Regions from separate parts of the Homo sapiens genome. Here region 1 is linked to region 2. Evidence: chromatin contacts called from ENCODE Hi-C or POLR2A ChIA-PET data. All regions are on one chromosome and are shown on one strand. The core of a region is the stretch at or near the end of the contact, and the rest is flanking DNA. Distances in the headings are between cores, read along the strand shown. Region 1 overlaps TLN2 (talin 2). Region 2 overlaps TLN2 (talin 2).

What was found. A loop is a pair of places that touch in the nucleus more often than their neighbours do. ChIA-PET counts read pairs that join two places held with the same protein, here RNA polymerase II (POLR2A). Pooled maps may share reads with other maps.
Region 1: a map of aorta shows a loop between it and region 2 (2.5-fold over the local background). The contact joins two enhancer-like sites. A Hi-C loop is called at or near these places in 3 of 168 maps with a recorded cell type or tissue (IMR-90, aorta and ascending aorta) and 3 of 50 pooled maps. POLR2A ChIA-PET finds 5 or more read pairs at or near these places in 2 of 52 experiments (BJ and IMR-90).

What each region holds. Positions count from the first base shown.
Region 1 is chr15:62,604,779-62,607,942 of GRCh38, forward strand. All of the region lies in intron 2 of TLN2 (talin 2), which reads left to right. Among named protein-coding and RNA genes, the nearest start is that of MGC15885, 39 kb to the right of the region's middle. Within about 2 kb of position 1,778, at least 3 of the 41 ENCODE cell types and tissues checked have a DNase peak (open chromatin) inside an H3K27ac peak, as active enhancers do.
Region 2 is chr15:62,501,736-62,505,182 of GRCh38, forward strand. All of the region lies in intron 1 of TLN2 (talin 2), which reads left to right. Among named protein-coding and RNA genes, the nearest start is that of TLN2, 110 kb to the left of the region's middle. Within about 2 kb of position 1,941, at least 2 of the 41 ENCODE cell types and tissues checked have a DNase peak (open chromatin) inside an H3K27ac peak, as active enhancers do.

The DNA.
Region 1 (3,164 bases), core at 528-3,027, 100 kb after region 2:
ATCTCTCAAAGCTGTGTTCTCTGATTTTCCATAGATTATACACAGACGCAAGCCTACCATCCTGTAGCGTGTGGACCTAGGGCAAAATTTTCTCATTATTTGCCGCTGCCGCCGCCTCCTCCTCCTCCTCCTCCTTTCCCCCATTAAGAAACCCAAGACTGAGCCCCATCATAGGTGAACTTTTTGTATCAGCTGTCTTGTATGTCTTGTTTCTTACTACATTTGCAGGCTAACTGTTGAAAAAACAGTATTTTGTTTGTGGGAAGAAAATCAAAGGTGATGTAAATGAAAAGTGCATTTTCATATAATGGAAATTATTAGAGGAACTTTTAAAATGTCACTGCAGATTAATGCAGACAAGGAGCTGAATATATTAGAAAGTAGGTCAAATTTTCTCATGTTTATGAATGAGGTGAATTACAGTGTAGGTTTAAGTTTATAAAATTGGGCAATACTATAGTTTATATGAAATATCCTAGCCTAAATGCTATTATACTAAAATATAATTAAAATAAATTGAGTTTGTTTCCTTATCCTTTGTGTCTGAGTATTTTATACGTAACATTTTACAAATTTAATAAACTAGTAAAAGCGATGAGCTTCTTGTTGTTATTCACATTTCCTGTATTGGACACAGAATCTACTCTAGGGAATTAAAGCTGGAGTCGATTTAATCCATGGGCAAGCGAATCAGGAATCCTTGGCAGTTTGGGAGGAACAGGCTCTGGGCTGAGCTTCCAGTCTACTCCCTATCCCCAGCACCATCTTTTCCTACCAGAACCAGGGAAGTTAGGCTGTGGCTGCTGCTATGAGAGGCTGTTGAATTGAGAATCCGGTACTTGACCTGCCAGCTCAGAACACACGCCTCCTCCATGGGGAGATCTTGCTTCTTGTGGATAACCGTGTGCTCTGCTTTTCTTCCTTGTGACTCGGTTGAACACCAGAGTCACCTATAAGCCCATGTCATTGGTGTATCTAAGTCACGTTGGACACCGTAGCAGCAAAGAGATCTGGGCAATCAATATATGATGTTTAGACCTGCAGCCTCCCCAAGCTGCAAGCGAACTACCCTTCCCATCTTCACGAAATGTCTCTTCAGATGTGCCTGGTACCACAATCAGGGGCAGAAGGGCAGTCTGTCAGAATTTCCCTTCTTTAGATACATTTCATGTGATACATTTTGATAGACTTGTCTAGAGGTAGTAGTGTTACACCAGTGTCACTAGTTAAGTAGTGTTAGTCGATAGTGCTAGTGATGACTGATAGAACTTAATAAGAAGACAGTGTTTACCATTTCAAAAAGATTTTTTTTTTGTTTTTTGAGACGGAGTCTCACTCTGTCGCCCAGGCTGGAGTGCAGTGGTGTAATCTCAGCTCACTGCAACCTCCGCCTCCCAGGTTCAAGCAATTTTCCTGCCTCAGCCTCCCATGCAGCTGGGACTATAGGCACCCACCACCATGCTTGGCTAATTTTTTTTTTTTTTTGTATTTTTAGTAGAGACAGGGTTTCCCCTGTTGGTCAGGCTGGTCTCGAATTCCTGACCTCAGGCGATCCACCCACCTCAGCCTCCCAAAGCGCTGGGATTACAGGCGTGAACCACCACGCCTGGCCCCAAAAGATATTTTTTTTAGGTTGAAATTATTGTAAATAATACCAGGAAAGGAATGCCTGTGGTTTAACAGTAAAAAAGTTTAGCGATGATAGAATCCAGCTAGGCCTAATAGTATTTGATTTCCCCCATGGAGGATGATGAGTCAGAACATGGTCCTGGTCATCCATTACTGAAGCTTTTATTGTGCTAACCCAAGTATAAGGTCAGCGATACAGCATTCCTTCACCCCAGTATTGCTGGCTGACTTCCTAACCACCAGACACTGCCTTTTTTCATCTGGATAAGTACAGTCATTCACAAGTAACTGGGAACAATACTTCAAATAGAAGGCCATTGATTTTGAAATTGGGCAGACTTGGGTTGAAGCCCTGACTCCTACCACTTTAATAGCTGTGTAGATTGTAGTGTCAGTCTTTCTATAGCTGTGTCATCTGCCGTGTAGTGTGGAGTGAAGTGAATAGCACCCTCCTCGCAGTGTTTGTTGTAAGGTGATGCTCAGCGCAGGCTTGGCACAGAGCAAGTGCTCCACGGTGGGCCACTGTTGTTGTGTGGTCCCTATCACCACCTCCGCCGCTGCCACCATCATCATCCTCCTCCTCACCATCACCACCACCGCTGCCTGTAGTCTTCCGCCCCTTCCTCATCTCCGGATGAGTTTTCCATATGGTTGGGCCACTCATGCCTCTTCACAGCAGTAATTTTCTCGCCCGTGATCCTGGGTCCCTTGGATGTTACTTCCTTTTTGAGCTTGTGGGGCTTGCTCCTGCCCTTCAAGCACCCTTGGCTTCCTATTAGACTTTCTCTTTCCTCTGGGGAAAAGATCTCTCTTCATGCTTAATAGGCATCAGAGCAGCCTTGGGTCACAGAAGTCATGGTAGCTTTCTATTTGTCATCCTGACAACAAGGCCTCTCTGAGGCTTGAAAGGATGATGCTAGCCCACCCGCACCACCTCCCTTCTTAATTAGATTACTGATTCCATTTCCCTGATGGTTTTAAGCTAAAAGAGCTTTATTCTGTTGCCTTTGGATTGTTCTTTCTTGACTCCATCTCTCCTTTGATTTGCAGCAATACCTGAAGTAAAGTGGATGACAGTAGTTGGGAGCATATTGGCTGCTATTCTTTAGCAAAGCCTCCAGAATGGGTGTATCATAATGGAGTTTAGAGAAAATATAAGGAATAATAAACGAAACGTCCAAAAGGATCCCTCCTTTCAAACTGTCATGTACCAAGTGAGTTTCTGTAGAAGGGGCCCTTTTGGTTTTTAGCTGTGATTTTGTCTTCATTCCTTAGGGTTTATTTGACCCCTGTGTGGAAAAGGCCCGATTTCCCCACTTCCCCGCTCTTTTTTGTGTGTGTGTGCACAAGTCCATGTATGTGTATGTATGCACATACACCTCTCTTTCTGAGTTCACCATCCACATGCCATGGGGAGTGCACCCACACATTAGTGGAACTGAGTCATGCTGTGGCATGCAGCAGCCAGCTGTGGTGTAACTGCTGCCTGCTTGACTGTGAACAAGTGTTTCCCTTCTTTGCTAATGTCTAACCTC
Region 2 (3,447 bases), core at 691-3,190:
GATTTGAAGGTGGCAGATGATTGCATGCTCTGACTAATGAAGGCTCACTGGGCTTTTCATGTTTTTTATTTAATTTTAAGTATCTATTTTGAATAATCATGTAAGCCTTATGCCTGATTTTTGAGATGATTATTTCCAAGGTAGGGAACTTAGTGAATGGGCATCATTTCCATGGAGGGTCAAATACCAAGATACTAGCTGAAAGCCAATTAAGATATAGTTTGGGCACCTTGGTATCAGTGGGTTGGATACCACTGCATGTGATATGGCTTTGTGACCTTCCTCGCTCTCTTTGTCCTAAGCCTATGATGGGCCTTATAGGAGAACTAGTCACAGGTGGCTCTACCTTTAAGAATATGCCTGTGTAATGCATGGATGATTGGAAGGCATTGCCACAAGTTTCTTCAGCTGAAGGAAGCTTTACGGAGTTGTGGGGCTTATTCTCCTTGACATGCTGCTGCTCCTTTTGTGTTTTCATTTTAAAACAAAATATGTATTGTTTTTCTAGGGAAAGGCACAGTAGCTTGAATTTACTATATTTGACAGCTTTTCTCAAATGCTTTCAAAACATGGAGTTGCTAGAAAACAAAGGTTTGAACTGCTGACTTCTTCTTGTGAGAATATTAGTTTAGTTTTGGAGTTTTAAAATTTCTAAGGAGGAAGAATGTCTTTGTGACATATAGGACAAGCACTGGGAGGGGAGTCAGCCAGGGTGTCAAGCCTGTGCAGCTGCCTGGTGCCTGACCTGGGACAGATTGCTCTAGGCTGCAGGCATGGGGGTTTATTGCCGAGGCACTGGGCCTGGTGATACGAGGGGTCTAAGTGGTGAGTTTCAGACAGAAATCATCTGTACTCTTGATTCCAAAGCTGGTAATCATGACTGTATTGATCCATAAAGACTCATGATGTATCATCTGTGCTTGGCTTCTGGCCTGGCTAGGGGAGAGGAGACGGGGCGTCATCTGGTTCTGCATCTGGATTTGGAGATGGAATTTGAAAACACACAGGCAGGTTATGAGAACTGCCACTTGTAAGAATGCAAGTGAGTGTGAGATAGAAAGGCCCGGTGATAGATGGTCTTGGGCTTCTCTGTTTTCCTATCACCTGTGTCTCCCTTCCTTGCTCTTGTACTGTTTGGTAACAACTTTGAGGTGAGTCCTTTCCTTTTGGCTGTTAAAGAGCCCAGAGGTGGGTTGGAGGAAAACAGCTTTGTGAAGCCTGCAAGAGTTGACTTCACAGTTCCGTTTGCTGCGTTTTCAAATACTGCTTTATTAGCCACCCCCTCTTCCAAGGCCAGGTGATTTGTGCCTTATGGCCTGGCCACTCTGAGTCATAGTGCCTATGTTTGTGTGGCCAGATTGCAGACTCTGCTACAACAGCGTCAACAAGTTCCCTTTATAGCCATTAAAATATATGTACATCTATTATTCTTTATTATAAAAGTAATATGTGTTCATGGTAGATAATCTGTAAATATAGAAAAATAAAAAAATAATAAAAGTCACTTACTCAGTGAAACCAATGCACCTACCCTCCTAGGAAGTGGCCATCAGTCCTGTGTCACCAGCACTAAGATCTGAACTAACCACGTGCAGATACCTGGGATCAGTAGGATTTCTTCACATCTTTGTGTGTGCTGTGTAATTATTCTACCCTGAGCTCGAATCCTCCACTTCAACTTTTAGCACTGATTTCTCCGCTTAACCCATGTGTGCTTTATACACAGAGAGACTTCTTAAGTGATTAGTGGTTCAGTCACTGCCACAGTCTATTAAAGCTTCTTAGGGAAGTGATTTTCTTTCTGTGGTGTGAAAAGGAAATAACAATGTCTGTCTTGCTCTTTAACCTGTCTCTTCTTGGAAATTCCCAGGCATCTTGGAAGCCATGTGTCTGCCCTTGGCTGTGCTCTGTGGACCTCCTGCAGTATGCTTGCCCCATTTCCTCTCTTGGCTCTTTGCCAGCTTGTGGCCTTTCTAGAAGGATATTGTCCTGTTGTGAATTTTCATCATCTTTATTGGTTTCTTCTCATTCCTCTCCGTTCTGTGAGCTTGTCAGAGAACCTGGAAGCCTCACTTAGCTTCTGGGAGCAGGTCCTGGAGCTGGGCTCACACCCCTTCCCCAGTTGTTTTTCTCTCTCCTGCCAGCCTCCCTTTGATTCTTAGTTTTCAGTGAACTGTACAGTATCAAAGACCCTGGAATCTCACGTAGAAAAAAGAGTACCGGGATTTGGGCGCCACATCTGCCTGTTTTTTCATCTGTGCTTTTTTGAGCCTTTTAAAAAAATCAGTGGCATCAGTTGCATGTAAGGTTCATGAAAGAACTGTGTAAAATTGTAAATTATTTTGCAGAGATTTGCTGTTTTCCAGCAACTCCTCCCTTCTTGACACACAGGTAGTAGCTCTAGATTTTGTTGTTGTTCTTGTTGAACTCTGATAGGTCTCTCAAATAAAAGGAAACAGATACCGTTTTTATAGATTAGAAGACAACATTGTTAAGATGTCATCTCACCAAATTGATCTATAGGTCCATTGCATTCTCATTCAGAATCCCAGAAGGGGGTGTATGTGTTTGTTTTAATAAATCAACAAGCTGATTCTAAAATTTACATGGAAATGCAAAGGGCTCAGAGTAGCCAAGTTAGTTTTGGAAAAGAACATAGTTGGAGGGCTTACACTACCTGATTTCAAGGTATACGTCAAAGCTATAGAAAGCAAGACAGTGAGGTATTCGTGTAAAAGCAGCCATATTAGATGGATGGAACAGAATAGAGTCCAGAAATAGACCCACACATGTATGATCAATGGATTTTCATCAAAGGGGCCACTGTAATTCAATGGAGAATGGATGGGCTTTTCAACAAGTGATGCTGAAACAGTTGGGTATCCATATGGAAAAAAGTGAACCTTGATCCTTAGGTTACACCACATACAAAAATTATCTTGAAATGGATCGTAGACTTTAAGTAAAACTTCCAGTAGTTCCATTAGGCTATTTATTTATTGTTGTCAGTGCAAGGGAGGAGCCAGAGTGCTAAGTGCTGAGAGGGTAACAGGAAGAAAGGGTAACAGAAAGTAGTTGGTGGGGTGTGTGTGTGTGTGTGTGTGTGTGTGTGAGAGAGAGAGAGAGAGAGAGAGAGGGAGACTCTGGGCCATTCTAAACTCTGCCCCACTGCTCACTTTTTTGTTGGGTAATAACATTAAAAAACAGAAACATGTTTTTGTTGTTGTTGTTGTTGTTTTGAGACGGAGTCTCACTCTGTTCCCCAGGCTGGAGTGTAGTGGCGCGATCTCAGCTCACTGCAACCTCCGCTTCCCAGGTTCAAGCGATTCTCCTGCCTCAGCTTCCCGAGTAGCTGGGATTACAGGCGCCTGCCACTATGCCCAGCTAATTTTTTTGTATTTTTAGTAGAGACGGGGTTTCACCATGTTGGCCAGGCCAGTCTCGAAC